2 separate regions of the Homo sapiens genome follow, and region 2 is linked to region 1. Evidence: chromatin loops called from intact Hi-C (ENCODE). Cell type or tissue: PC-3. All regions are shown on one strand. Links, peaks and the distances in the headings refer to the core of each region. The heading gives the core; the rest is flanking DNA.

Evidence for each region. Hi-C counts contacts between places; a loop is a spot of excess contacts. Peaks named below come from ENCODE experiments on the same cell type or tissue, not always from the same donor. Only the 100,000 strongest peaks of a DNase experiment are listed, where the experiment ranks them.
Region 2: it touches region 1 in a loop (2.8-fold over the local background); 1 of 110 quality-filtered maps calls a loop at or near these places.

The regions. Positions count from the first base shown.
Region 1 is chr4:185,955,333-185,971,159 of GRCh38, reverse strand. LOC124900828 (a long non-coding RNA gene) reads right to left here and starts at 5,911. Exons shown (of 2, transcript XR_007058417.1): 1 at 5,336-5,911. It also overlaps a transcript of SORBS2 not described here. In PC-3, for the core only: no CTCF peak of the experiment used is centred there; no DNase peak of the experiment used is centred there.
Region 2 is chr4:185,905,719-185,921,545 of GRCh38, reverse strand. It overlaps LOC101928929 (a long non-coding RNA gene), which reads right to left. Exons shown (of 4, transcript XR_939583.3): 3 at 3,010-3,113; 4 at 2,085-2,237. It also overlaps a transcript of SORBS2 not described here. Among named protein-coding and RNA genes, the nearest start is that of SORBS2, 100 kb to the right of the region's middle. In PC-3, for the core only: no CTCF peak of the experiment used is centred there; a DNase peak (open chromatin) is centred at 9,585; H3K27ac peaks cover 2,608 bases.

The DNA of each region.
Region 1 (15,827 bases), core at 6,468-10,467:
CTGCAACCTCCATCTCCTGGGTTCAAGAGATTCTCCTGCCTCAGCCTCCTGAGTAGCTGGGATTACAGGCCCACACCACCATACCCAGCTAATTTTTGTATTTTTAGGAGAGATGGGTTTTCATCATGTTGGCCAGGCTGGTCTCAAACTCCTGACCTCAAATGATTCACCCATCTCAGTCTCCCAAAGTGCTAGGATTACAGGTGTGAGCCACTGCACCTGGCCCCTAAAGCTCTTTTTCAAAGATAAAATTAAAACTAACTCAAATACTTCATATAATAGTATCAAGTGCTAGATAGTTCATGTGATCTGAGTTTCTATACAGTTAATAAAAATCGTTATTGGTAAATAAAGTTAGTTTTAAACTTGTTGGTAAAATAAAAACAGGAATATCTTCAGAATTATCAGCATTGGTTATAGTACTGATAGGGACAGAAGGCAGGGAAATTCTAGGCAGAAGAGGGCAGGTCCTGGTGAGGGCCCCACCCTCAAACCAAAAAGCCTAGAACCACAGCCCAAAGTGAGAACTTCCATCCCTGTTTTCCTGCTCAAATGTTCCTTTTCCAAAACCACCCATGGCTCGCCCCACCCCGTGTCGTGTGCCCATAAAAACCCCAGAACTCAGCCGGCAGAGAGAAGAAGCAGCTAGACGTTGGAGACTACAGTTGGACATTGGAGAGAAGTGGCTTGACTTCAGAGGAACAGCTTGATGGTGTAAGTTCAGAGAAGAATCTGGCCAGAGACAGTTGAACTTTGAGGGAAGATTACCTTCCCACCCCGTCCCCTTTTCAGCTCCCCTTCCCACTGAGAGCCACCTCTATCAGCAGTAAAATCCCCCACATTTACCATCCTTCAATTTGTTCCTGCAACCTCATGTCCTGGACACCAGACAAGAACTCGGGAACTACAAGTGCAGATGCGAAAGGCTGTCACACTGGCCCTTCACCCTCACTGGTGGAAGGCAGCCACCTCATGCGAAAAGGCATGGGGTCCACTGAGCTGTTAACACTTAAGCCATCCACGGACAGCAGAACTAAAGGAGCACTGTAACACTCCCTCTGGGGCTTCAGGGGTTGCGGGCACCTCCCTAGACACTGCCGTGGGGCCAGCACAGAGTTGGCTCCTGCTGGCACCCAAAAGCACTCACGCCAGCTCCTGCACCCATTCACCTGTGCACCCCCTCCTGCAAGGGTGGAAATGCAGTGGGTCCAAGTGAATGGAGTTCACTCCTGCAGGTGCTGGAGCAGCTGGGTGACTCCAGTGCTTCTGTACTCCAGTTCCCACCACATTCACTTGTGCAATCCCTCCTGTGAGCAGCTGAGAGCTGTGGGCTGAGTAAACAGGGCATCCCCTTTGTGGGGCCTGTGAAGGGGTCAGGGAAATATCCTGCTTCAGTACAAACATATATATATATTTTTAATACCTAGAGCTACTAGTCAAACAAGACTGTTATCACCTAGGTATTTAAAGGAGGGTGGGGGGAACCATGTTTAACTTTTAACTTTTATTCTCCGCTTCCGTACTATTTTTGATATTTGCTTGGTTTGTCTGTGGACTGAACTGTGTGGGCTGGGTGCTGGCTCCCCTGAAACCTTATACACATGCTGCTGCAAGCTTATGTCTTCAGTTTTGAGCTTCTGAATTCTGGGATCTGGACTGGTGGCCATGGTAAAGCCTGAGCGTGCATGTGTATCCCAGCACCTGGGCTGGCAGCTGCAGGGCAGGGTCTAGCCGAGTATAGGCCCATCCTGTGGCCAGTGTCACAGAGGCCTCGATGGAAACAAAGCTGGCTGTTGCAGGGCTAGCTTGGTCTTGCTTTTTCAAAAATAACTTCTATGGTTAGCTTTGTTTTCCGTGAGCAATTCAAATATAATTGTTAAGAATGAGTAAATTAGGTAAATGGAATAAACATTTCTAAATAAACTTGTCCTAGGTTCAAAGATTTTTAAAAATAATTTAAAATCTGAAAGTTGTGTTATATTAAGTTAAATAATAGATCATCATGAAACGTCTGAGTCATTTCTAAATAAGTTAAGGTACTGAAAGATTAATTAATAAGCATAAGTTCCAGTTTATATACTTTGGCATTTTGTTTTTATAGGTTATTTTAAAAAGCAAAATGTATTTGGATTTGTTAATAAACATACGAAGATTCTAAAAAACTAATGTTTCTAATAATTTTAAAATGTGTATTTATAAATTACTAGTGCAAACAGTCAAAATTGCTTACTTCTAGGTTTTCAGTAAAAATTAAGGCTACTAAGAGTTAAAATTACAATTAATACATTTAATGAAAACTACCAAAAATAAGAAGACCAATTTTATACGCAAAATATACAAGCAAAACAAGAGGTATTTCTGATGAAAAAAGTTACAAAAAATGAAAAATATGTGTTTTGTTTAGAAAAGTAATTTTATCTAGTTTAGAGTACGTTTAAAGATCATTTCAGAATAGTTTTTTAATGTTGTATATTATATTAATTAGATAAAATAGTTGAAAATATAACAGAGGAGCTTATGTGGTTAAACTAAGAATAAATAAATGTATTATAAGAGAAGAGATAATAAAGGATTTTTGTTTCCCTTTTGAATAAACTACAAAAGAAAAAAGAAGAGAAAGAAAAAATATTCCATGTGCATCACACTGTGTTTATTAGATCTTTTGTTTAAATAAGTGGTTATTTTTCTCATAATGATCTGTGATGGCAACCTTTATTTTGGCAACTTTCCCCAAATCAAAATTAAGTCTTTTTGACCTCAAAGTAACTTTTAGACATTATAGGAGGGCCCCTGGAAATCCAAGAAAGACATTAAATTAGACTTACTTGATATGTTAAATTATATGACAAACATTGTCAAATAAGAAATGATGTTTAACCTTCTTTGAGGTTATATTTGTGTGAATATGTTATTGACATATGTGTTCCAAAATTGTAAGAGATTCCTAGAAATCCTAGAAATTATGTTTTAGTATATGTTATCAGTCATAACGCTAATGTTAAAATGTTGTGTGCCACAGAGAGGACCAAATTTTCTTGACAGTTGCATCATTATTATTGTGAATTCCTATCATATCTTTAACCATAGCCATTTTACATCTTACTGTCCACAGTTAATTGCTTTATTTTGATGTTTTTTTCTGAAAGCTCTTTGCAAGTGATTAGAGTCCTAAAATGTTGTGTCTTCAAGGAAATATATGGAAAGAACAAAAATAATTCTAACTCTGAGTTCATACCATTGGACTGAGTTTCCATAACTCGAATGGAAAAACTGGACTCAAGAAAATCCTAACTTACATTGGCAGAACAAGAATTAATTACATGGGACTGAACTCACAAAGGATTATGACTTTTTAGTGACTTTTTGTTTGAAACATATTTTTTATGTTTTTATCTGCATTGTTAAGGAAACTCTTCTATGCTATCTATAGCTTGCAGCAATTTGCTAACGTATATTTTTATGAGCAAAATTGAAACATTTACCTTTGTCCCTACCTGATCCCTCCAAAATTTGGCAACTGCGAGTATTCTAGTTTTAAGGCAAAACAGTTGTTTGTGTAAGTACAGTCCTGAGGTGCGTCCTTGGCTTGGCTCCTGAGACCTGAGAGGCTTTTAGAAAGTCCAGTCTGAGGTTCCTTATGAAAAAGTTCCCCACAAAGCCAATTTAAAAAGTGCCTATATGGTTGATCACTATTCTTGCTATACTTATGTAAAAAATCATAAAGACTAAAGACTAAACTTTTCTTATGAACAAATTAGTCTTGTTTTAATGACTTTTTGTTTGAAACATATTTTTTATGTTTTTTGATAGGTGGACTAGAGAAATAAAAATTATATTTCAGAAGACAACTCTAGTGCACCTGTTATTAGACTCTACCTCATTGTTTTTGAGGGTTTACTATCTACCTACAATCTGGACCAGATCTTGAATTATTTTAGTTTCCTGCAATATTTGACTATGACTCACCAAAGTAGTATTTGTAATTTTTCTCCACCCTTCCAGCTTGGAATCACTGAAATGAAAACTGCACTTTCCTGAAACCCTGCAGACTAAAACTGGATGGTCTGATATAGCCTTTGGAGAAATCACCACAGCAGTTTTATGTAGAAATAAACTTTCTGCCTATTACTATATGGGCCACTTAGAAAGCTCACCGGATGCAAACTGCGAACCGGAAAAATCCCAGATTGCCACTGTCTGCTCTCACTCCATATGAAGATGCTTCAAGTCTAACATCTGAAAATCTTGACTGGCTGCCCTCTAGACCCAAAGGTTTGTTTTCTTTTCTTTCCCTAGAAATGCCCTTTGCTACGTACATGACTGTTCACACTATTTGGGGCCTGACTTCGGTGGAAGCCAGTCTGCAACACTGCTGCTGAAATGAGACACAACTGTCAACTGATTAGCTGAAAGGCCTCTTCTCAGGACTGAGAGCCTGGGAACAGCCTGGGAGACAATCCACCAACCCGATCCGTGGACTGTCAAACTACCTATGGGGGCCGGGCGTGGTGGCTCAAACCTGTAATCCCAGCACTTTGGGAGGCCGAGGTGGGTGAATCACCTGAGGTTAGGAGTTCAAGACCAGCCTGGCCAACATGGTGAAACCCCGTCTCTACTAAAAATACAAAAATAAGCCCAGTGTGGTGGTGGGTGCCTGTCATCCCAGCTACTCGGGAGGCTGAGGCAGGAGAATCGCTTGAACCAGGGAGGCAGAGGTTGCAGTGAGCCGAGATCGCCCCACTGCACTCCAGCCTGGCGACAGAGTGAGACTCTGTCTCAAAACAAATGAACAAACAAACAAAAAAACTACTGGGGGGAAGTTTCAGACTGAAGAATGTTGAGGCTCAGAAAAATGATGCTTCAAAGTGAAGACGGCAGAAGCAGCCTCAGAAGCGAAGTTTCCCTGTGACCTTCTCTCACCCTCCTGTCTCTCAGCCCCATTCTCCCCTGAGGCCAGTCGCAGGAACTAGAATCTCTCTGCCCCAACGAGTGTCACAGAAACCAGAGTTCCTTTTCCCCAAAGCCAACGTGTAGCCTAAAGGCACTTTCACTTTTGGCTGTTTTTCTGTGTAAGAATTGGCCAGAAAAAATTTTCTGACCTATCTTATTTAATGGTAGGTAATAGGCCCCCCATTACAGAAAGGGTCCTGCCGGATACCTGCGAGGAAGGAAAGCTACACAGAGAGGCTGAGCAAGATCTGAACAGACAGGCCTCACCGAGTGTCCCTAGTTAGCCTGTTACCATTACATCATTTCCTTCTGTCCGGTCACATTTCTGCATGACTGTCCCTGCTCCCTGAAACCTGGGCACACAATCAGAGAGTTTCCCCGGTACCTTTGGGTCTTCATTCCGAAGGCTCCTGTGTATTGTAAAGCTGTGGTCGAATATATTTGTTGGGCTTTTCTCTTGTTAATCTGTCTTTGTTTCAGAGGTGTCCGTTTTGACCCCTATGACAGGGAGGAAACGGATCACTCCTTTTCTGCTGCTACAACAGGAAGTGTTGTGTCTCAGAAACCTGAACTCCAACATATGGCCCTTTGACATGCTGGATTGAAGAAGCGATCCCAAGGTCTCTCTGACCTACCCCTCACCCCCATTTCTCAATGTTTTGTCTCTCCCAAGGAACAGAATGAAGTTGTTCTCTGAGGATCCTTTATCTTCCTAGAAACCAGACTGGCCAAAAGAACACAACTGCCTTCCCTGAGTTTCATTAACTGCACTCATATCACAGGAAGAAAGACCGAAGTCCATCAACACCCCTGGGTACACTTTTGTCACAAACAATTGCCTGATCTCCAGTCACAACACGTTTTGTCCCAGGCCATCGTATGTTCTCCAAGTCCATTCATTTTCCCCTAAAAATCATTCACTGTTCCACAAATCGCCACATTTGTTGTATGAAGAGGGGTGTCTAAGCGTCTGTACCCCACTGGGTAATCATTCTGCAATTCCCCAGTGCTATACAAGTTAAAATAGAAATGTGTGTGTGCCTTTTCTCCTATTAATTTGCCTTTTATTTTGTTTTGAGACTGAGTCTTGCTCTGTCGCCCAGGCTGGAGTGCAATGGCACAATCTCGGCTCACTGAAACCTCAGCCTCCCAGGTTCAAGCGATTCTCCTGCCTCAGCCTCCTGAGTAGCTGGGATTACAGGCGTGTGCCACCACGCCCAGCTAATTTTTATATTTTTAGTAGAGATGGGGTTTCACCATGTTGTCCAGGCTGGTCTTGAACTCTTGATCTGATGTGATCCACCCGCCTCGGCCTCCCAAAGTGCTGGGATTACAGAGGTGAGCCACTGCGTCCGGCTTAATCTTCTTTTTGTCTGTTCATTTTCAGTGACCCTTCAGAGGGCAAAGAGAAAGTTGTCCTGTGGCCCCTCCAGAAGTTGGGTTGAGGATAATTTATTTTTATCAGAGACTTTTATCACATTTTATAACATGGTTTAGTGTAAAAACATCTGTGCTCCTCATGAATTACTTGTAGAGATATAAGTGTTTTATTTCCTCCTACCTATTGCCCAGAAGAGCTAATGTGAATGAAGCAATTTATCAGAAACGTCCTTATTTTTATCTGAACTCTGGTCTAATGGATGCTTTCATGTGAATAAGCATCAGAAGTCTCCATTTTCATGAAAATAAATGAATGAAGTAGGTCAAGGTGGTAAATCTAGACCAATAAGTTTAGCTGTTAAGGCACTTCCAAAACAAGGCATTTCAGCTCTAGTAAGCAGACACCAGCCCACTGCATTGTGTTTGAGATCTGAAGCTGAATATGGCTTTGAAGTGAAAAGACAAAGGCAATGACAGACTCAAAAGAATGAAACTACAGTAGACAGTGAGAAATTGTGCTAAGGAAAGGGGCTCCCTTTTTATCGCATTGGTTAATTCTCAAAACTGTCTTTTATATCCCTGTTTTTGGAATTGGAATTGGCAGTTAAAACTTATATTTAAAAACTTTAGAGATTTCATTACTGTAAATCTGTATAGTCAAGTTTGTGTTGGAGATGTACAAATTTAATTAAATAGGAAGTCTGCCATTTTGTTAGCTACTGCATTTCCATATAGCATAAGAAGTTATCCAATTACTTTCTGAAAGCAAAGATGTAAGAAAAAGTCTGTAATCACTCCTGGCAAACCCAATTAAAGCGGATTAGATTTATAAGAAGTATCTGCTCATATGTATCACATAGACATAAGAAGAGGTAATTTTAAAGAGACAGCCCTCCAATATGGGTGTGTTCTATACAGTGGAGCATCTGGGAGGGACAGAATGGATGGTACTACAGGATCACAGGATGGGTCAGTATCTTCTTCCTACTAGTTGTTCCTTCTGATTTCCCTTTCTATACCTCAAAATCCACAAATTTGGGTACCAATGTGAAGTATTCAATGTTTGATGAATAAACAAATGAACAATTAAATGATCAAATAGAAATACAAATATTAGCTGTGAAAATGATTGTTTTATAATAAGTTAGCCTTGTAGATTGTGTTCTGAAGTTCAAGATACTCTACATGCTAAAGAATGCTTATTTTATTTCTTAAACAAAAAGTTCAATTTACAAGGTATTTTCTGTGACTGCCAAATCCTGTGGATCTGTACAGTTGAATCAACTATTGTTATTTTCTCAAAATTCCTCAACAGGCACCAAATGTGTGTTTGAACATTTTTGATTAACTTTGACTTTGGTTATTGAAAAGTCACTAAGAAGTAAAATTTATCATTGTTTTTAAATTCTATAAAATGATTTTGGTGGTAAAGTGTTAAGGATGTTTTACTTTACTGGTTCTTTTATATTTATGATTGAGTTTTAAATTTATTTTTAAATAATTATAATTATTTTGGAGAAAAATATGCTGACCATATTTGTATATTGCTCTTGAATGTCATTTTATTTTATTTTTTTTATCACTTCAGAATTTCAAATAGTGCCTCTTGAATGTTCTAGTATTGATTTTAAGATCCTTTATTTTCTCTGAAGTGCCTCTAACAAGAAAGTGACTGAAATTGGTGAGCCAGAAGGAGAATGCCAGTGAACTTAACTATACTCAGTAGAGGATTCCAGAGGAAATTCAAATTTTTACCATTGAAGCCAGAGATGATCTTGTAAACTAAGCTGGAACTAAATAATAAAATGCTCAGACACTAGGAATTTTTATTGCCTTCTATAATTTGCAAAGTATCCTACCACAAACACAGAATAAACTATTACACTTACCTAAGATATAAAAAAGAAATAGGTGGAAGAACTACAGTTTGAGAAATGAGAAAATTATAAAGCATTTTGTAAAGAGCACTGCTATATCATAGATTTGCTTCACACTAAAAATGTTAAAGGTTTACAAATATTTGATTAAAATAGTGTTGGTAGTGTGGTAGCTGAGTTGAGAAGGTTGAGATTCTAAATGTTTATATTACTTACTCCAGGGTTATTCATTTGGCAAATGGTAGAACAACATTAGAATTAAAGCTTCGGGATGTCTATAGTTTCTATGTACAATTTAGAAGTAACCTGGGCAGCCCTTGGTTGTAACTATAGTTCTACTTGCAACCAACCAAAGCATTCCACATATTTTTTCTATGTTCCTGGAGCTTCCTTTCTCTGCCTCCAAGATTCTATTCCAACATGATCTGATGCTATTCTTTCCATAACATTGACAAGAAGGCTAACCTCTTCATCCCTCTCTAAAAATTGTGTTCCCAGCAAATATTCCATAAATTTTGTGTCTTTATTGATGATTTGGTGAGAGGCCCTTTGCCATCTTACTACCAGCTTTCTCTGAATTCCGTATCTTTTCCTCTGCCTCCACAGACCCAAAATTACCTCCCTTACCCAAAAAGTTCCTCCCATATTAAGTGCTAAGGAGACTTTTCAAGGAATGTTTTACAAAGGAAATTCTCAGCCATGACCATGCAAGAAATTCTAATAGACAATTTAAATATGTTATTGAAATACATTATGTTTGTGACATTATGCATGTAACATTATATGTGCTTCTTTACAATGACATACTACTCTAATTTTCATTGCTTCCAAAGTCTTAATATTTTTAACCAGAAAACAAATTCAATATGAAGACCAAATTCATAAGATTATTTACTGTAGAAGATCACCACTTAAATGACAAAAGTAGACTTTTTTCTCTTGGATTAGAAATTTTGTCATTTAAAATTTGTTAATTTTATTGAAAAATGTTTATAAGTAAAGATTGTAACAGTATAGAAAATTATATAGGAAAAAATAAGTTTCATCTCCATATCTTAAACCCTCCAATTTTGCTGCCCAGAGGCAACCATCATCAGTAGATTATTTTCTTGTACATCTTTCTAAAAGGTATAAATATTTCTTTTTTTAACATAAATGGCTCCCTTTTTTCACACTGTTATACATCTTGCATTTTCTCTACTTAATCGTTAGCGCATAAAGACTTACAACTCTACCTCAAGTTTTAATATTTTGTTATAATTTTTATTCTCATTACAGTTAACGGATGTACATGTAAAGTTGTATTCAGCAATTACAAAAACAGGAATTTCTGCCATTTCCTGTTTGCTGGAGGCAATCATATTAAAATTAGCTCTTCTAGTATTTACTTCCTCACCTCTAAGTGTTCGTATTTCCACTTCTTGATATTTCAGTTTTAGGCAGTAAATATTGACTTCTCCCTTTGGAAGGTGAGGATTTATTTCTCTTTCAATCATACGGCCTATACCCACCATGCACCTACACTTGCAGTCAGCTAGCCTTGAAATACTATACTTTTGCTTGTATCAATACTCAGTACTTTTATAACTGTGGCTAAGTAAAAACTACTCAAGCCTGAATCATGTTTACTACAATTACTTTGTTTTCCTATTCAACAAAATTGTCTTTTTTGTTACTCAGTTGTTTATATACTTACAATTAGTACAGCCTAGAGCCCTCTCCCAATTGTATAAGCCTTTTCTCAAAAATCTCAAATATATTATACATGCTATCAATTTTGTCTTCCTGAAATTGTTCCTCCTTTTGACCTGATGCAATCTGGACTGACAGCTCCCTAGATCTGCTCGTTGTCTTTATTCTGAAATGTCTCCAAGACCATTCTGCAGGGTGGCAGAGCCTTGAACTTTTCATTTTGTAGGATCCCAGTTTTCTGGATGCCAAGCCTTGTCTTTTTTGTTTTATTCCCTTGTTTTGGTGGACACATTTTGCAATAGACTCCTGAGAAAAGGTTCTTGAGACGGAAATTTTAAGGACCTTTCAAATCCAAGAAAAACATGTCTTATCTATCTCGACTCTTAGAGATATTTTGGCTAGGTATGGAATTCCAAATTGGAAATCCTTTTCTCTCAGAACTTCAAAGACATTTTTCCACTACCTTCCAGCTTCTAGTATTGTTATTGAGAAACATACCATCCAAATTCTTGATCCTTTATATGAAATTCATAGTTTTCTTTCCAGAAGTTTAAAGAACTTTTTTTTTTTTTCAAGAGGCAGGGTCTTGATTCATTTAAGGCCAACTGCAGCCTCAAACTTCTAGGCTCAGCCTCCCAAGTAGCAGGGACTACAAGCATGCCCCACCATGCCTGGCTAATTTTTTAATTTTCATTTTTTTGTAGTGATGAGGATCTTGCTATGCTGCCCAGGCTGGTCTCAAACTCCTGGCCTCAAGTAATTCTCCCACCTTAACCTCCCAAAATGCTGAAATTATAAGAATGAGCTATCTCACCAAACCAAGAAAGTGCTTTATTTTTAATTTGCTGAAATTCCACGACCATGAGCCAATTGTGTGTCTTAACGTCATACTTCTATTCTGGAAACTCATGAGAACTTTTTAAAAATTATTTTTTATGGTTTTCTTCCTTTTGTTTTCTTAACTGTTTCTTGCTAGAATTCCTGTTATCCAGATGTTGAATTCCTAGACTATATCTCCAATTTTCTTACCGTTTTTCTTACAGTTTTCCATTTTTTGCCCTTTTACTCAACTTTCAAGGATATTTCCTCAACTTTGTCTTCCAATTCTTCTTCTGAATTTTCCAAGAGCTTTTTGTGTTCCATAGTTTTCTTTCATACAGTTGCTTTTGCTTATTTCATAGAAAAATATAGTCAGTCTTCAGTTTGTGTGGTAGTACAGGATTGTAGCTGAAACCATGAAAAGCAATCTTAATAATCAATGATGAAAATGACAATTGTTCTGTGGCCTTTAATAATTTTCCTATGACTTTAAAAATGCTCTTGCTATCAGTTATAAATGCATAGGGCAATAAAAATAACAAAACTAATATTTACTGAGTATGCCGTAATTTAAAGCATTGAAAACAGGGAAAATTAGTTATTTCTTTCTTGGAACAGAGCTTGTCCCCTTCTCATGATGTGAATTAAAACACTAAAGTAGCACCTTTCCCACGTCTTGGGGAATTGTCATCCTCCCTTCTAAGTTTGGAGCAGCTTCCCACCATCATTTCTCCTTTGTGCTTTCAATGTCATGAAATGTCTCCAAGAGATGTTTTGTTCTGTTTTGTTTTATTTTGAGATACAGTCTCACTCTGTCACCCAGGCTGGAGTGCAATGGTGCCATCTCAGCTCACTGCAACCTCCACCTCCTCGGTTCAAGCGATTCTCCTGTGTCAGCCTCCTTAGTAGCTGGGATTACAGGTGTGTGCCACCATGTCCAGCTCTTTTGTATTTTTAGTAGAGACAGGGTTTCACTATGTTGGCCAGGCTGGTCTCAAACTCCTGACCTCAAGAAATCCACCTGCCTTGGCATCCCAAAGTGATGGGATTACAGGTGTGAGCCACCGTGCCTGGCCCCAAGAATTCTTTAGCGTAAATTATTTTGCCAGGATCACTTCCTCTGGGACATTTTCATCTTTTTCATCACAAACACTTTTATTCACATAGAATATTTGACAACGATCATGTCCCCTTGTTTAACCAGTCCTTGGAATCTAGGTGAACATTTCATAGCAGGACACCGTTTGCTCTGGAAGCTTCACAAGATGGCTTAACATTAATCAGTTTCTGCCAACTTTTGAAAACAGATTTTTCTGGCAGTAAAAAGTGTCTTCTTCCTTTCTTTTGTAATTACCATTTTCTTTTCAGGTGGGAAGGAACATCAACACTTTGACCTGAATATTAGCTAAATAACTTTTCAAAAATTACAATCTTCAATCCAACCAGAGTGCTTTCTTTCCTTTGTGCAATTTAAAAAGATGTTAAAGAAACTTACCTTTTAAAAAAGTATTGATTAGGCTTCTGCAGTATGATTTATTCAAAGCTAGGTCTCTTCAAATCTTAAACTTTGCTATTCCCATTTTAAAATCTTCTAATCATATCCAATTTCACTTCCCATGAAATTGTTTATTTCTTTGCAGCACTTTCATCTTTGTTGGTGAATTCCCTCTTTTCGTTATCCATTCTTGTGAAATGTTGCATGGGTGCACCACTGGGAGACAAGGAGGCAACTCCATAACACACTTGGTGCAACAACTCAACAACAACAATATACATGAGCTGACTAACAGGCATGCCGCAACCAATCACTGACAGGTTTTGAAGAAGTGCTGTGATTGGCCAGTGATCATGTTGTGCATCTATTATTACTTAGTGACTGTGGGTGGAAGAGCTAAAAGAGTTTGCATACTGCATAATCACTCATGGTTAACACGCCATGGTAACTGAAATTTGAACTGTATTGCTGGAAGACTGGTGCTATCAACTACACTGTGTAGGTGATATTTGTGAATACTGGAACCATGCAGAGTGAGAACTGCCATACATCTCTTATTTTGACAAGGCCATTAATGATAGTGTTTAAACTGTTCTTCTCCCTGCACACCCATTGTTTCCATCAGTTTACTTTTTGCCATGTTTGCTTGTCTGTCTGTTATTTGCCTGTTTCTTTTTTGTTTGTTTTGTTCTATGCTTTGATGTTAGAGATTTGTCTGATCTGCTTACATGTAAGAGAGGGGCACCAAAATTCATGTGTAGAGCTTATTAATGTGGCCTGAACTTCTGGGAGATCTAGCCCAGCCATATCTTAGAGAGTACCCTGTAGTGATGCCTTTACGTCTTATATTTTGGGATGGTGGGATCCCTGAAGAGCGCTCTTCACATCTTTTTTTCTGGAGCCTATTCACCTTGCTACCTGGCTCCCAGGAGTTGAGTGGGGAAAGAAGGCCCAGGGTTTTTATATCTGTTTCTGATTAACAGCAATATTTTTAGTTTGGTACCTTTATTCCCAGCCATGCCAGTCCAGAAGCCCTCTGTTAGTCTCTCCAGAGAATAAGCCTTCTGTGTTCTGCAGGGTGAATGATGGGCAGTCAGGCCACCTGCTGTTTTTAGCCCCAATTTCATCTCTGCCAATTCCAGAGCATATTGGGGCTGCTGGCTTGGAAATGCTGCTGCTTCTTGACTCTCCTCATTGCTCATTTGGGATCCAGCTCTCTCTGTCCAGCTACCACTCACCCATCTGCTTTCTTTTTCTAAATTGGGTTGCTGTTTTCTCCTATTTCTTTGTCCTTGTGGGTTTATGGTTCTTAAAATAAAAGCTTTATTGTCATTTTAGTGGGGCTTTGTGAGGGAGAAAGGGTTAAATGTATGTGGTCAATTCACTATCTTCCATTTGATGCCTCTCATTTTTAAAAACAAAACAAAACAAAACAAAACTGTCTGGGTGTGGTGGCTCACGCCTGTAATCCCAGCATTTTGGGAGGTTGAGGCAGGCGGATCACCTGAGGTCAGGAGTTCGAGACCAGCCTGGCCAACATAGTGAAACCCCATCTCTACTAAAAATACAAAAATTAGCTGGGTGTGGTGGCAGGTGCCTGTGATCCCAGCTGCTCGGGAGGCTGAGGCAGGAGAACTGCTTGAACCTGGGAGGTGGAGGGGGTAGTGCGTGGAGATCACGCCACTGCACTCCAGCCTGGGCAACAGAGCAAAACTCGGTCTCAAAACAAAGAAACAACAACAAAAAACAAAAAACAAAAAAAAACAGAAAGAACAAAACAAACCAAAACCCCATTGGGGACTTTTCAATACCCTGTTCTAGGTCCTTGACCAAATTGAATCCAGTACATGGACAGGAGATGATGAAGGTGTACTTTTGTTCTTTTCTCATTTCACTACTTTTGTAGAGTAAAAGATTTGATTTTTCTTTCTGTTACTTGTCTTCTAGAGATGCTAAGTCAGGCTTTACCTTTTTGTCTGTCATTGGTCTTTATGTTTTTATTATCAGAGCTATCTAAAATCAACCATAACTGTCTTAAGAGCATTTTGTGTAAATGATTTATAACACTTTCTTGAGATGGCTTCAGCAGCCTTATTCAACTGCATCTCCTGGCACTTTTAATAAGCCTCTTAATATATTCTGTCATCCCCATCTGTTTTGATTTAAGGTTGATTATACAGACACGCAGTGCTGCAAAAAGCCACCTGATCACTTCAGTAGGGTGTTAGGCATGCATTAAACTCCAGGTATTTTCAGGGAGGAATCATGAAGCCGCTCCTGTTAAATCATATCCATTTTATTACGTCTCTCCTTGTGGATTACGTAGAACTTTGGAAAATTAAACATTAGACATCTTCATAGAAAATCATGTCACTGATTTTTAAAGCCAGCTCAATTTAACCTGCCACTGATTCCCTAACCAGCTCTTCTCTGACTGTATCCCGAGGGAAAATGTATTGAACGCAGCAGAAGGTTAAGGCAGAGGAGTTCGGCTAGACCGGGTAGCAGCCAATCAGATGGGGAGGGTCCAAGGATCTGATGCCTCCAGGCGAGCAGCGCCAAGCTGAGCTGGTTAGTCTCCTTTTATTGTGGATGAACACCACGTACATGCCGTAAATGCTCCCTAGGCTGGCTGCGGCTACAAGGCAGACCCGGGAGCTGAGAATAGAGGAATACCTGCCCAAGCAACTCATTCTGCACAGCAGCCGACAAGACAGCGATTTTCCTGTGCTGGAATGTGCCCATCCAAAGGTATCACTTCCTTTTCATTGAGTTTCTATATTTCTTAAGAATTACGGAAAGCAGAGATGCTGATCCTGGAGGAAGATCCCTGCTTTCTAGTAATGCTTTGTTCCTGTTCTCAGGCTGAGTGCCAGCTTTAAAATGGTTAACCTCTGGGGGAGAAGCTACTAAGCAGAATAAAGGAACACTTTACGTTGCTTAAGCTGACTGTGCACAGAGCTTTTATTAGGATGGATTCTTTGTTACTCTTGCTATTGTTGCGAAGGTAAGCTGGTTACAAATGCAGCTTTCAACCATCACATTCTGCTACCTTTATAACTAAGGAGACCTGGGGGAAGACCTGGGGTGGGGGTGGAGGGTCTAGTATCTCAAAGGTTGCTGCAATTTATCAGCCTCAGAGAGAAAAAAGGCCAAATTGCTGATCAAAGGTAGAGAAAGAGCATTTGGTTGGTATGAGGATTCTTCTACCTTAGGACACAAGTTTTATAAAAAATGAACACTGCATATTTTCACTGTGCTTAATAATTAAGATGCCTTAATTATCATTTATAACTGACAGCTGGTGTGCTCGTCCGAAAGTCATCAGCGTGTTAGGCGCTCTTGTTTCAGTTGCCAAGGTAATTGGAAGGATAATTTAATATGTTAGAGTAACAAAAGACCCATGAGAAACATATTGCATTAGGTGAGGCATGAGATTGCTTTGTGGAGCGTTTATTTCTGAGAGTGAGTTCCTTCTTTTGTCTCTTGGCCCCATCAATTATCTGTTAGAAGGAATAGCTATAACAGGGACTTTCATCATGTACCATGCAGTTGAACTAACACAGTTGTTTCTTCTATACAGTAGGCAAGATTCAGTTTCTGTCTAAGACATT
Region 2 (15,827 bases), core at 7,649-11,648, 51 kb after region 1:
TTCCATTTCTTTTTTTTTCTCTTCCTCTCTCTCCATATTTTGTTGTGTGACATATTCCTCCAGGATAATAGGGAAAAATTTAATAAAATATTTTTCTAACGCCACCATTGCAAAGCATCTGGGTTGTTCATCTTCACCTCCATAAACAACTCATTATCGGGAGATGGTTAACTTGAGCAACTCCGTAACAGATTCGGTTTTGAAGTCACGTTATAAAAAACAGCCTACAGTGATTGTCACGTACTTACAGATATGCTTAGCTAATCCTTACGGTATTGATGTTATCCCCAATTTAGAAATGGCTGAGTGGAGAGAGATTAAAGCTGCCAAGGAAAAGATTAAAGCGTAGCTGTCTAACGTCTACGAGAATGGGAACCATGGAAAATTGAAACCTACACATAATGCAAACGACTTAAGCCATGAGCTATCTGATTTGCCCCTTTCTGCTCTTTAATCATGAAGGGGAAGCCAGCCTCGTAATTGACAAGGAAAGTATCAGCATTCCCCGCCCAGCCCTCTGCCTCTCAGGTGCTGAGGGGCTCCCATCGAAGGAGGAAGCCTCACAACTTCCTTTCCTATTCGCTACTCAAACCCTCATGATGGGACATCTTATTGAATGGATCACTGAAAAGCATTTTGATGACCCATCTTTATGACATCATATTCTGTGAATTTGTACAGATGACTTTTGTTACCATTTACTTATCACTGAAAGAGAGAATTGTAGTATTCTGTCTCACTTTTTCTTTCACTTTTCCTTTGTATCAGCAAAATTAATTTTATTAAATCTCAATATTTAATGTATTCAGTCTACGAAAATCCTAGCTTCTTGAAGGAAACTAGTGAAAATTCGCAGATACACTATTTTCTGGTAAACTTTTTTAGAGTTGCCAAATTTTTTTAAAAGTAAAAACATGCAAGATTTAAATTACATTGAGTTAGGACTGTTGGATGGCTGGAATCTCTGAGGCATACAAGCTCTATTCTGCTCCACTTTTTCCACTTTCAGTCACTGAAGCACTTTTAGGAAGGATGGAATGGAGGTACTTTGTATGGCGATGCAAGATGAAGCAGGATCTGTTACAAATTCCCTGGCTGGAAAAGTACACTTCTTTCAGCACTATTGTACCTTGACGGTCTCCAGTTACAGCCAGAGGAGATGTGTAATATATGACTGGACTTGCCGCAAATGCAAGTACACAAACCTTGGGACAGAGACACCTTGTGCTACGGTAAATTGATCTGCTGCTGGCGTCCACTGAGTCATCCGGCACACAAAATAGGAGCTCACATCAGAGATGGTGGGAACTGGTTGGAGTTCTGATTTTTATCTGGCCATTCAAGATCTGTAGAAAGAGTGAATTTTAAAGTCCTCTCCTGATGATTATGCTACTTTTATATTTAAAACCATTTGACATAGAATCAAATTTGTGTACCACTATTTTGAAACTCATTTTCCAATGTTTCCTCTTAGAATAATTTTTTTGTCAAATGAGAATAACATATAGCTTGCATTTTTCTTAAATGGAAATATTAAGATTATTCATATTATTGAGGAAGATTAATAAGAAAGATGGCATACTAACAACTAATTGTTTTGTATGATAGTTCAGAACAGCGGTAGATTTTGCAAAGCCAATATCTTATGTCATCTGCCATGTATTATTGAGCATCAAATATATGCCACTTCAGGCTGGGTGTCCCAGAGATGCATGGCATGAAAAGATGACAGCAGGACAATAAGATATGAGCGAAGTAAAAAGGAAAGAGAAGATAAGAGATTACTGATAAACGGTGAAGCAAACCATTGTATCAGCTATTTCTGGTGATGTCAATTTGGTGACATATCCTGGTGAAGTGGGTTAATTGCATGTGTGTGTCAAGTTGCTTCTTTTCTGATGCGGGTTTGACTTTTCTCATTTTGACTGCTTTTCCAGAGGTGAAATTAGAGTAAAGAAAGAAAGAAAGAAAAACCTCTACAGTCAAAAACTGGTCTAGGCAGTTTATATCACCTCACTTAATTATTATCAAATGCTTGGGAAGAGATAATATTATTCTCATTACAGAGATCATGAAACTAAGGCTCAGAAAAGTCAAGGAGTTTATTTATAATCACAGAACTAGGAAATGGCTAAGATGGAGACTTGAATCTATGTTCATCTTGATGAGGAGCCTGGTTTCATCCCACAGCACAGTCGCCCACAACTGCAAATGTCATGTACTTTCCGCAGCGCCTCCTATGACAGCAAAAAGAGTAAGAGTTTTGGGATTTCTAGGCAGAACACTTATGTAATCAAGTATCTTAGAGATATTTTTCAATCTCCAAGCAAGCTGGGGATTGAACTATGTAAGTGGTAATGAACGAATTCTTTAGAAGATGGGTTAACTATGCTGGTTCATAAAAGAGGAAACTTGACTGCACTAAAGAAATTCATGAAAAGAGTTCTGATTCTTCCTGAGTTCCCAGTGTCCCTTGTTCTAAGAGAGCTATGCAAATACTACACTGATGCCTGGAATCATCTATAATTTAAAGAGTTACAAAGCTTTTCTTCTGCCCTATGCTTTGGTTTTGTGAAGATTTTTGTACATCAAATGCTGCATCTGTGGACTCATTCCAGTTACATGTATATATTATACAGATCATTTGTGCATCCATTGTGATGTACTGGGTGAACATACGTGGAAACTGTAAATCTTCATGAACATCTACATCATCATTAGAGAAGTTCTACTCATTAGGCTCTCAGCACAGAATAGTCCAATTCAATTAGAACACTTCTTCAGTGAGAGTTTAATAATGAGACTATTTTCGGTGCTGTGACCGTGATATAAGGCAAATGCAAGAGCTATTGTAGGGGCTCTGCTCCCACCCTAGGCTGGAAGAGGTGAGTGGAAACAGAGCTACGCAAATGTCTCTCTAATATGAGCCATGGGGGCCACCGTGAGGCCGTGGTGACCTCTTGGGGAAGGGCTGGGTGAATAAAGAACCCTACTTCAGTTTTCTCTCACCCTTCATTGGCCAACTCAACTTGAAGCCAGAGGGTAGATGCATCTGTTGACACCATCTGTAAAGATCAGTCAGTTGGGCACTGGCGGAAAAGATGGAGAGTGACCTGGAGGGACAAAGAGAAGCCATTTAGCACATCAGTATGAGAGAAATTACTCGTAAACAATTTAAACCAAAGTATTTTCTCATACATAACGTTTCTTTCTCCAGCTCTGTAACCATGAAAACGTACGAACAAAAAAAAGTTAGTTGTATTATCTGCTAACAGAATCAAATAGCATGTCAAATTTGGGAAATTACTAATTTAATTTCTGCAAACAACCTTTATAAGATTTTTTACATTCAAAGAAATGTTGGTGATTAGTGAATCTGTGAAAACATCTTAGGTATTGTCTTTTTTTCTAACAAGTATTTTGAGTTTGTTTGATGCCTAGTAAACACTGGTTGAGTAAATACCCAATGTATTGCAAATAAGCTATACTGTTAGAATGTGTCTCAGCTGCTTTCCCGGAACATCACATTTCTCCTTTATTTCCGTTATGAAACTAAGAATTTTATTTTGTCTGCCATATTCATAATACATGGAAGTCTTGACCCGTTCTATCGTTGACAGTCAGGGTTTCTCAATCTGAGTGGAAAAAACACAAACTGTTTTTCCTCTGCTCTCACACCACGACAATCAACACAGAAGACTTCAGTGACCAAATGTCAGGGAGGTTTTCCCCACTCATCAAGCAGCAGACACCAGTAGGGTGTCCCCCAGTTCAGTACCATTCTGATGCTGTCTACCTGAAAATAGTGTCAGATCCCGCAGGTTGAAGGTTCAGTCCCAAGTCTGCCTCTCCCCAATTTTTGATACCAGTCGCAAACCCCAGGTTGAATAACCTGTGCTTCTGACCGGCTGGCTATAGCTGGGGTTCCCATGTCCCCCTTCTTAGGTTTGATTAATTTACTAGAGTGGCTCACATGACTCAGGGAAACATTTGCTGTTTTATTATAAAGGATATTATGGGCCAGCAGTGGTGGCTCATGCCTATAATCCCAGCAGGTTGGGAGGCCGAGGCAGGTGGATCCCTCGAGGACAGGAGTTCAATACCAGCCTGGACAACATGGCGAAACCTTGTCTCTATAAAAAACACAAAAGATGAGCTAGGCATGGTGGCTTGCACCTATAGTCCCAGCTACTCAGGAGGCTGAGGTGAGAGGATCCCTTGAGCCCGGGAGGCGGAGGTTACAGTGAGCTGAGATCGTGCCACTGCACTCCAGCCTGGGCAACAGAGTTAGACCCTGTTTCAAAGAAATGAAAAGGATACAAAGGATACAGATGAAGAGACGCACAGGGCAGGGTATGAGGGAAGGGGTGCGGAGCTTCTGTGCCTTCCCTGCCACACCGCCCTCCAGGAAACTCCATGTATTCAGCTCTCCAGAAGCTTCCCAAACCCTGTCCTCAGGGACTTTATAGAGTATTTGTTAGATAGGCGTGATTAATTAAACCATTGGCCATTGGTGATCCACTTAACCTTCAGCCCCTCTACCCTCCCATGAGGTTGGGGTGGGGCCAAAAGTCCCAACCCTCTAATCCTGGCTTGGTCTTTCTGGTACCCAGCCCCATCCTGTAGCTACCTGGGAGCTGCCAGCCATGAGTCAGCTCATTAGCATACGAAAAGACAGCCCTTTGCAGATTCTAAGGATTTGACGAGTTGTATAGTCAACCTGTGCACTGTTACTATTTGGGGCCACATAATTCTTTGTTGGGGGAGGTGGGGGCTGCCTGTGCACTGTAGCATGTTTAATAGCATCGCTCTCCTCTACAGACCAGGTGCCAGTTCTCACCTCCCTAGTTGTGACAATCAAAAATGTCTCCAGACACAGAAAATGTCCCCTGGGAAGTAAAATTGCCACCATTGAGAAGCACTGTTGAAAATGAATGTGCTGGGAGTGTCGTATCTTGGGCGTCAAATTCTCTATTCACAAACCAGTCCTCTTTTTATACCAGGCCACTTCAAGAATCCAGCTATTGAGTCAGTTGGCTAATGTGATCGATTCTGTGATAATCATTAGTAATGAATTGGCTCACTATGCTTCACAGGCAGGTGACTGGGTGGTTTGCACTCAAAAGCAACTGTGGGCGTGACAGGCACTGAGACTGACATGTCCAGAATAACTCTGCAAGCCATGCTCCCACCTCTAACTTCTGGTTGCTGCCTGGTGGGACAGCCATATCCATACAATAGTTTTTAGATGAAAACAGACCAAAGAACATCTGAGGCCCCTGGTTTTCTTAGTTTCAATGATTTTGGATCAAAGTCCACCATCTTCTACCTGGACTCTGAAATTCCTCCTAATTCAGTCTTCTTGCATCCATTCTTGTTTCCCTCCGGTCCATGACTCATACTGCACCCTGAGTGGCCCTCTAATTTCCTCCAGTTGGAAACCCTTCAGTATCTTCCTGACCCACTTGACCCTATTGTGATCTCGCTTCTCCTTACTTATCCACCTGCCATTTCCCTCTCTGCTTTCTTCCTATACAAGTTCATACAGATCGTTGATGACCACGGGCCCTTTGCTTATGCTGCTTCTTCCTCCAGCCTCCTTATGTCTGGTTAACACCACAGTCTTCAGTTTCCAGGTCAAATATTACTTCACCTACAAACCTTCTTATTGCAAGATCCCAAATCTTCAAAATTACCAGGGTTAGGTTTTTTTGTGTTACTTAACCTTCTTAGAGAGCTACGTTCCTTTAATCCAGAGCACTTATCTTGCTTTGCAATCATACATTCAGTAGAGTGAGTATTAATATCTCTCCTTCATTAAACTTAATGCTGGGGGTGGGGGGCAGAAGGACCTGTTAATTTTCTTCTTACCAGTACAAGTGTAGCACATAGGGAATTCCCAATAAATATTTTTGGGAGAAAGGAAGAAAGGACAAAAGAGAAGGAAAGAGGGAAGGAAATGAGAGAAATGTAGAAAGGAAAAGCAGAAAAATAGATGTCAAACGTCTGCAGTGTGACTGCAGCAAAACCTGTTTGTATGTACTCTCCTGGTCCTCCCCAGGCTACCCTCGTAGTTAGCTTTTTCCTCTAGAGCACAATGCTTTTTCCATGCCATCAGAATGACCTTCAGAGCTGATTACTATTTAGGTTTCTGGCCAACAGGTAAAATGTTCCCAAGACCTTCATTTTAGGAAAATGCTTTTCAAGGCATTAGAGGAAACATGTGAGTCTATGGCAGTGCCCTTGGAGGGAGGCTTCTATGAGATAAAACTGAGGACAGTAAAAGTTGCTTCAAAAACAAATGCTCCATTCAGTTCCATTCGGGTCTCTTTATTAAAGTCATCGTCCACTTCTTACACACAAATGCTGCTGAAAGCAGTATAAAGGCCGAAAAAAGTTTTAAAATAACATGAGAAAATGAGCAGTGAGTGGTATGAGTGACCTTGGTCCACAGATCATCCTTTCAGATGAAAGCCTTTTGTTTTCCCTAAAGTCCTTCACATTAGTCTTTAGTGTCGTCATTCATTACACAGTCTATCTTCATTTACAATCCATTTGCCACACGTCACCACTGAAGGAGATGGAAAAAATCCATTAGACATAACCCAGGCTTTCTCCCACCAGCAGGGATCAAACGACCCCATAAAGTCATTTCCTATTAATTACAAATTGATTGTGTATAAACATTTCAGCACTATTTTTCAGATGATAATAAATGAGTTGTGACTGGTTACAGAGGTTAGATAAAGATGCCGAGACAGGAAGAGGGCAAGGGCCGTGCAGGGAATGAAAACAAAGCTGCCTGATGGTCAGGCCTCGTGGTATTTGTAAACGTCAATTGGTCAGGAGTGATGGATGCATTTCAGAAACCTCAAAACCCAAAAAATGCATAATGTTAACTTCATAGATTCTTTCAGGCCTGGGTTACCACAGTATTTACAATGAACGTGCGTTCACGGTAATAACATAATAGTACCTTTCAGCCCCAAATCCCAGATATTTGCACCTTTATAAACTGTTAAATTCTAAGCCAATGGTGAATAACATTCCGGTATGTACCTATAGAACTTGTTATGAAACATGATTGAGTAGCAACTCTGTAGGCTAGATTATAAAAGTATATTTTTATGAGGGTGAAATAATGAAAACAGTCTGTACATAAAAATTATACCAGAATGAGGAAATGCTACTGTAACAAATTACTTAACTGAGATTTACTGAGGCAAGAGTCAGTGCAAGTATACACGATTAGTGGGGTTTTTGTTTCAGAACTTGAAAGGAGAGAAAATATACTTATTTCTAACTTTCCTAGAGAAAAAATGAAAAATATAGTGTTGTTTTCTATTTTTCAGTTTTTGAGTTTGTTTATAGATGGTTGTGGCAACATTGGCAAAGCTAGAGCAAGCTAGTTATTGTCCACAGTGAAAATAACCCAGGTATAGAATCATGGAATTTCAGACTGAAGAGTGAGTACTTTAAAACATACTTGTTTTGGTACTCAAAATTTCTTATTTTTAAGCTTTGTGTGTCAATAACTGAACATATTTGAAGGTTTGTGCTCTGAAACCCTTCAGAAAGGTGTATGGTCTTATGAAGCACTACTGGATTAAAATTCAGAGTGATCTAGAGCTAACCATGTCCCACATGGGGATGTTATAAAGATTAAATTATGTTTTCTACATCAACATTTTAGATATTGGATCTTCAGAGCTCAAAAACAAATTTATTTTCCTGGGATTACATTCAGACTAAACCATTGCAATGAATGAGTCTTTGAAGAGTCATTCATACATCCTAAAATCCAGAATAATGAGAATCTCTTCTAGTTTTAAAATCTCAAAGAGAGACATTCCTGGTGTTACAATGTCATTTGCTCTAACTCCTGTCTTGCTAACAATAACCAACTAGTCACCATCCTCTTCAGAATCTGGTTTAATTAAATCCCCAAGAAGAAACGAAATGAGAAAATGTTTAATAGGAAGTGACTTCTTCAGTCTTACCGTTTAACACAATCATTGCGATCAGAGAAAACAGTCAGTTTGAACTGAATTCTATTTGATTGTATTGGTTTAGACTCGTCTCGAAAGAATCACTCAGCGAATCCTTTGGTAAAATCTTTTTTAAAAGTTCAGATGTTGGTCTGTCAGGTCAACCTAAATCAAGGTATGGTAACATTTTTTAAAGGTTTGGACAGAATGAGCCTCAATGGTAATATTTTATTGGATGCCATCTGGTAAAAACTGGTTTTATTTGGTTAATGTTTATTTGTTCCATAAAAAGATAGGCTAATCATGACTCTGTTTTATATAATGCTTGTTTATGTAACAGGACATAACCATGCAGTGGGTCCCAGGAACATTATTATATTTGGTTGCTTCTGTTTTCCCAAATAGATGAAAGAAGCAAAACATCCTTGTGCATTTTTAAAGTTGCTGGTAGCTTTTGAACTGCCGTTCAGATGGAATCAATTTCAGCACAGCAAGACATTTTTTAATGCAACCCTGCAGCACTTTAGCAAATGAAAACTATTTTCCATGAGTCATTCTTTGAATTACAAAATGTTCATCATCCAGGAGTGTTTATTGCACCCATAAAACTAATGCAGCACAATAATGGGTGTTAATGTCAGCAGTATCCGGCTGTTTATTATGTAACATTCGAAACGGGAAGGTGAGTGTTTAATGCTATTGTTTGTTGTCTAACAGTTCCAATTGTTCATACCATCAGGTGCTTAGACAGCAGATCAAATATTTTGCTTGATGTTCTCCAGAGCAAAAAATGTAAGTTTACTTTTCTTTATAATTAGCATGGTGAAATGGAGGGCTAACAAAGAAGCTGCCAGGATCTCAAGGTAATTATGATTTTTTGTTTAGTGACAGCTTCTTGTTTTGAATACCCTTTCCCTTTTCTCCTACTATGACAAAATAGAAACTCTTTTTTTTTTTTTTTTTTTTTTTTTTGAGATGGAGTTTCGTTCTTGTTGCCCAGGCTGCAGTGCAGTGGCATGATCTCGGCTCACTGCAACCTCCACCTCCTGGGTGCAAGCGATTCTCCTGCCTCAGCCACCTGAGTAGCTGGGATTACAGGTGCCCACCACCACAGCCAGCTAATTTTTGTATTTTTAGTAGAGACGGGGTTTCACCATGTTGGCCAGGCTGGTCTCGAACTCCTGACCTCAGATGATCCACCCGCCTCGGCCTTCCAAAGTGCTGCGATTACAGGCATGAGCCACCATGCCCGGCCTAGCATTATCTATCTTTAATAGCAAACATTTGAAAATAATGAGTGCCAAACAATAAGAGATGCTTCAAATAAATTACCTATATTTTGTCACCTGTACGAGGCTAGCTACACACCACTGAGAAAAGAAAGAAGCACTGCTAATTAAAAACTACACTTACTGAAAGAGTTTTTTAGGGTTATTTAAACATGCATTTTGTGCATACATGAAAATGAAAAATAAGTGAAATAATTGGTTAGATTATTTTCAATGTTTTTCTCCTACAAAGTCCAGCTCTTCTGAGTCACTTTTCAATTGTGAATCATCAAAGTCCATGTTTTTCCATAAGTATTTCTCTGTGCCATGGAGAGCACTAGTGATGTGGCATTTCTTATCTGTGCCCTGCAGCCATCTCTGGGATCTTCCTGCAAGTTGCTCACAAACTGTTCTGTGAATGTTGATGCTAATTGCTTCTTGATCTAATAATGTGTCAATAAGAGGTTTTCAGAACCCAGCCAGGTCTTCTATTTTTTCTGCAAGAGATCCTTGTCATCTGTGGACCTGACATAAATGAGTTACAGTTGCCCAGTTGTGCCACTGAAACTATAACCATATTAAGCCCCTGCAGGCAGTGACCAGTCTGTCACCGCTGCCACCTGGCCAACGTGACAGCAAATGTCAGTTGTCCTTGATCTTGAGATACATCCCGACTTAGATGTTAAAATGTGTATCTTAGAACCATTAAAGTGCGGTTAAGTGTATCCACCAAGAGGGAAACTTGCGCACTCAAGGAGAAAATCAGGCTGGGCGTGGTGGCTCATGCTTATAATCCCAGGACTTTGAGAGGCTGGGGTGGGAAGACTGAGCCCAGGAGTTCAAGACCAGCCTGAGCAATATAGTGAGACTCCACCTATACAAAAAATAAAAAAAATTAGCCAGGCATGGTGGTGCACACCTGTAGCTCCAGCTACTCAGGAGGCTGAGGCAAGAAGATCACTTGAACCCAGGAGGTCAAGGCTGCAGTGAGCCATGATCATGCCACTGCACTCCAGCCTGGGTGACAGAGCGAGACTCTGTCTCGAAAAGAAAAGAAAATCATCATAATTTTGAAGCCTCTTGGACAGTTTTTATCAGACATATGAGATAAGTTTATGTTATAAGACAATAAAGGAAATGTAGCTCAGTAGAAAGGGCATAAACTTGTTTGTAAACTTGGACAAGCTACTTATCTAATCTCTCTAGAGTCTTTATTTTATAAAGGGTAAAATGGAAGTTGTTAACACCTGCTTTGTGAGGTTATTCTGAATATTAAATGACTCAATGCATAATAGTTTTAGTATTTTCCAAGGGAAGTTTTTTTTTTTTAAAAAATCAAACACCGCATTGTATATAAGAAACGAGTCCTACTCTGAAACCACGCACCTGAGAAAAGTCTGGAAGGGAATTTGGATAATGTTAAATTCTGATTTACTGATGTAGAGAAATTATAAATATTTTATTTCTCATATATAATACAGTCTGTGATACCTGTTTATATCTGCATCTTTGTATACCCACAGGATTTAGGTTATAGAATAAAAGTTGCAGTCAGATGTGCTGGCTCATGCCTGCCATCTCGGCGACTCAGGAGGCTGAGGTGGGAGGCGGTTGAGCTAAGGAGGCTGAGGTGGGAGGAGGTTGAGCTAAGGAGGCTGAGCCTGCAGTGAGCCATGATTGAGCCACTGAACGCCAGCCTGGGAAAGAGAGTGAGACCCAGACTCAAAAAACAAACAAACACATAAATGAATAATAAAAGTTTCATACCAGAAGCCATGATCTTCAAGCTCTATCTGTGTTCTGAATATGAGGCAAGAGAGAAGGGAGGACAGGAGAGGAATGGGGAGAAAGTCTCCAGAGTTGGGAGTATTGATGGAAATGGAGAGGATAAAATGAAGTCAACTTCATAAAGGGGTTTTGAAGGATAGCAAGGCTTCTTTGTTACAAAATCAGCATTTCTTTTCAGTAAGAGATAGAAACACAGGAAACGCATTGAAAATGGAGTAGGGTGTGGCCAGGCCCTTCTCGTCAGTGGGAACCATAGCATTTTATAAATATATGCATAGGGCACACATTGTACTCCAGTGCTATTACTTGTAGTGTCCTTTATTCTGCAGGACACAGGGTCATTTGTGGCAAAGAGCACAGTTGCAGAGCCACCTTGGCCTGGCTGGAATTTGGGCTGAATCACATACTAGGTGTGTCTTAACATTTCCTTTCATTAGATCTTGAACAGTGTCAGACACACAGCCAGGCATGACATTGAAGGGAATATATTTCTTTTCTTTTTTTTTTTTTTTTTTTCTGAGATGGAGTCTAGCTCTGTCACCCAAGCTGGAGTGCAGTGGAGCGATCTCAGCTCACTTCAACCTCCGCCTCCCGGGTTCAAGCAATTCTCCTGCCTCATCCTCCTGAGTAGCTGGGATTACAGGCACCTGCCACCATGCCTGGCAAATTTTTTCTCTTTGAATAATATTTCTCTTTGTAGAAAAAGAAATGCAGCAGAAAAATCAACTGTGTCAAATATTGCTATGAGTGAACATTTCTTTGCATGTTTTCCTAGTTTAGAGTTCTTGACCAAAGTTTTCACAAGTTATATTGAGTGGCAGTGAAACAATGTCTTCACAGAAGCCCTCATAATTCTTCAGAATCTTTGGCTACATTTATGCGATGATAAAGCAATGCTTGAAAGATTTTTAATGCAATGACTTTATTTTTTCTTTTTTTTACCCTTTTATTTATTTATCTTAATTTATATAAATTTAAGAAGTACGAGTGTAATTTTGTCATGTGGATATATTGTGTAGCGGTGAAGTCTGGGCTTTTGGTAGATCCATCACCCAGATAATGTACATTGTCCCCATTAAGTCATCTTTCATCATCCACCCCCTCCCCACATACCCCTAGCCCTTCTGAGTCTCCAATGCTTGTCATTCTACGTCTATGCTTACACATTATTTAGCTCCCACTTACAAGTGAGAACATAAAGTATTTGACGTTTTGAGTTGTTTCACTTAAGGTAATGACCTCCAGTTCCATTCATTATGCTGCAAAAAACATAATTTCATTTTTTATGGCTGAATAGGATTCCATTGTATATATACCACATTTTCTTTATTCAGTCATCTGTTGATGGACACTTAGGTTGATTCCATATCTTTGCCATTGTGAGTACTGCTACAGTAAACACATGAGTGCAGATGTCTTTTTGATATAACGACTTCTTTTCCTATGGGTAGAAACCCAGTGGTGGGATTGTTGGATTCATACAAATATACCAAATTTATTTTTTCTTTTCCTTTGGGTAGAAACCCAGTAGTGGGATTGTTGAATTTATATAAATATACAAAATTTATTTTTATATATGTATTATATAAAAATACATGTATATAAAGTACATGTATAATGCATATATTCATATATTTTTATATGTTATGCAAGGGTTATATTTTAGAGCCTTATGGTTTCATGTTTTATGGCTCAACCTATCTGTTTTGTGTCTTGATAGAACAGAGCCTCCATCATTGTGGGTCTCCTATATCTTACTCTCCTGAGATGAACTCCTTTGCTCTAAAAGTTTTTACTAGTTTATAGAAATATTTACAAAAATTCATTTGGTTAAGGACTCATTCATTTCAGAGGTCTAGAAGATTGTCTCCTGAGGAAACACAGTACAGCTTCAGAATCATTACTCGGCGATCCCTTTGAGCGCTTCTCTGAGTTTACTCGACAGACAGATTCATTTTCCAACAAACCCTTTCTAAGCGTTTTGATTTAGCAATCAGAAGTCAGAGGGAACGTGGCACTTTTTTTTTTCATTGAGAATAGGCCTGTTTCAATTATATTTCAAATATTTAAATAGTTTTTGTGATGTCTTTGGGTGACTTTCTATACCTCGAGTGGCCATTTACTAACATATATATACATGTATATATATGTGTATATATATATATTTGTGTGTATACAAATATATATATATATATATATATATATATATATATATATATATATAGCCTTTGCATGGGTTCACTAGTAGTTCATTTCAGACCATAATTTATCTATAGATGAAATAAAAAACAGGTTTTCTTTTTATTAAGTTAGATGGGAGCCAGGTCAGGTAGGAAGTTGGTTCTTGAGAATAGAATGTGTGTGAAGCAGCTCATCAAGAAGAAGAAAGCAAAAGCAATATCCTGAGAATGCGCTTGTTTTGGGAGAATGTGCATGGTAGTGGTGAGGAGCTCAGCATGGCTCTGCCCGATGACCTCTCCAGGTCGGTTTTCCACAGTTGCCTCTCAAATGTCCTTAAATGTTTAATTACACCTTATACTAAGCTATGTTGGGAACACAATTCTGGGATTGTTTCAATTCTCTTAAAGGCAGACAATTGTGTATATGGTTATGTTTACCAAGACAAAGCATAGGTCTAATGAATCTTTAAAAACCAAAGGCACATTTGTACAAGGAGAAGATTGGAAATGACTTAAACTGAATTGTGCAATTTAAATACACGCACAGGAAGGAGAGAGGGAAGGAGGGAGAGAGAGTGCATGTGCTTAGCTAAGAGTTCCGTATCTATACCTATAATAACATCTATATCCTTGTATTTTCCACTAAAGAACTGAGGTAGCTTAACTTACCAATAAAACCTCGGAAACTAAAATCACATTATACATAAGGATAATATGTGATTTTAAAGAAAATATCCATCATCAAGAAACAAAATAAAAAGAGGCAAGAAGCAAAGCTCTCCAGAAAAACAGCTAAACATAAACATCCAGGCCACAAAATGTGTTTCTTCATGGCCAAAGTTAAAATGGAAACATGACAATTATGTTATAAAGACGGTAAATAACACCTCCTCAGGAGAACCGAGCTTTTTCTACCTCATAGCTCTAAAATAAATTTCTTATATGGAATTTTACATTAAAGTGCTCTAAACGAGTTTCTTACTATAAAAGCTAACATTATAATACCAAAAGGTAACCCAGCGAAAACATTTAAGGTGGACAGACAGACTAGCAGGGTAGCAAGGAAATTTGGCCGAACATCCTCTATTCCATGGTTCGACTTCAACCAACAAGACAAGTGAGCATATGATGGAATAGATGGACAACAAATCTTCCCAATCATTCCTCTTTTTTTTTTTTTTTTGTTATGATGGAGTTTTGCTCTGTCACCCAGGCTGGAGTGCAGTGGCACCATCTCAGCTCACTGCAACCTCTGCCTCCAAGGTTCAAGCTGGTCTCCTGCCTCAGCCTCCTGAGTAGCTGGGATTACAGGCTCGCACCACCACACCCTGCTAATTTCTTTTTTTAATTTTATTTTTAGTAGACACGGGGTTTCGCCATGTTGGCCAAGCTGGTCTTGAACTCCTGACCTCAGGTGATCCGCCTGCCTTGGCCTCCCAAAGTGCTGGGATTACAGGCGTGAGGCACTGCGCCCGGCCTCTTCCCAATAATTCCTCCCTAAATATCACTTCTCCCAAATGGGGACTTGGGGTATAATGAGCAAAAGATTCATTTATTAGAAGAAAGATCTTTGTCTTTTCGTATAGATAGAATACCATATTCACATGTATTAGAGTCATGCATATAGTCCGAGATACGTATGGAATCATATAAACAGTGGGCAGGTGTCATTCATTTATTCATTCACGGGCACTGCATTGTAGAGTGCTGCGTTAGGTATTTTCTTAAGCTATGTTTATGAATAGTAAATTTACAGATGATTTCAGTATGTGTTTATTTCATACCAAAAGTTGGTCCTGCTAAAAATGATTTTAAATGTTTTGGTTTTGACCCAAATATCTTAAGTATCTCTAATTAACTTCCTAATGTCTGTAGAGAGGGTTTATTTAAAAAACTTTGAGAAATAAATAAAATTTTCCCAGTTTTGGATAGAGTGGCATATTAAATCTGGAGATGCATAAAGCAAATCATTACTTATAAAAATAAACAGGCCAGGCGTGGTGGCTCAGGCCTATAATCCCAGCACTTTGGGAGGATGAGGCAGGCAGATCACCTGAGGTCAGGAGTTTGAGACCAGCCTGAGCAACAAGGAGAAACCCTGTCTCTACTAAAAATACGAAATTACCCAGGCATGGTGGTGCATGCCAGTAGTCCCAGCTACTCAGGAGGCTGAGGCAGGAGAATCACTTGAACCCAGGAGGCGGAGGTTGCAGTGAGCTGAGATTGTGCCACTGCACTCCAGCCTGGGCCACAGAGCGAGACTCCGTCTCAAAAAAAAAATGGGAGTGGACCACATGGTGTGACCTGCCCCAGTTGAGCACTGCCCTAAAATAGTTTGGATGGTCACTTGGTGCTCACACAGAGTATGAGAAGGAGGCAGAGGGTCCTCTCTTTGCTGGGCCCAGAGGAGATTGTGTTGATTCTCATGACAGCAGGGCACTTATTTTTGTTTGAAGGGCCCTGACTACCTTATTTGTCTTGCAGTTGTTCCCTTTGACTTGGAAATTCATATTGGGTCACTACTTAGTTCATAAACACACCTACAAAAAGACAGAAGAGGCCGGGCCTAGTAGCTCATGTGTGTAATCCCAGTGCTTTGGGAG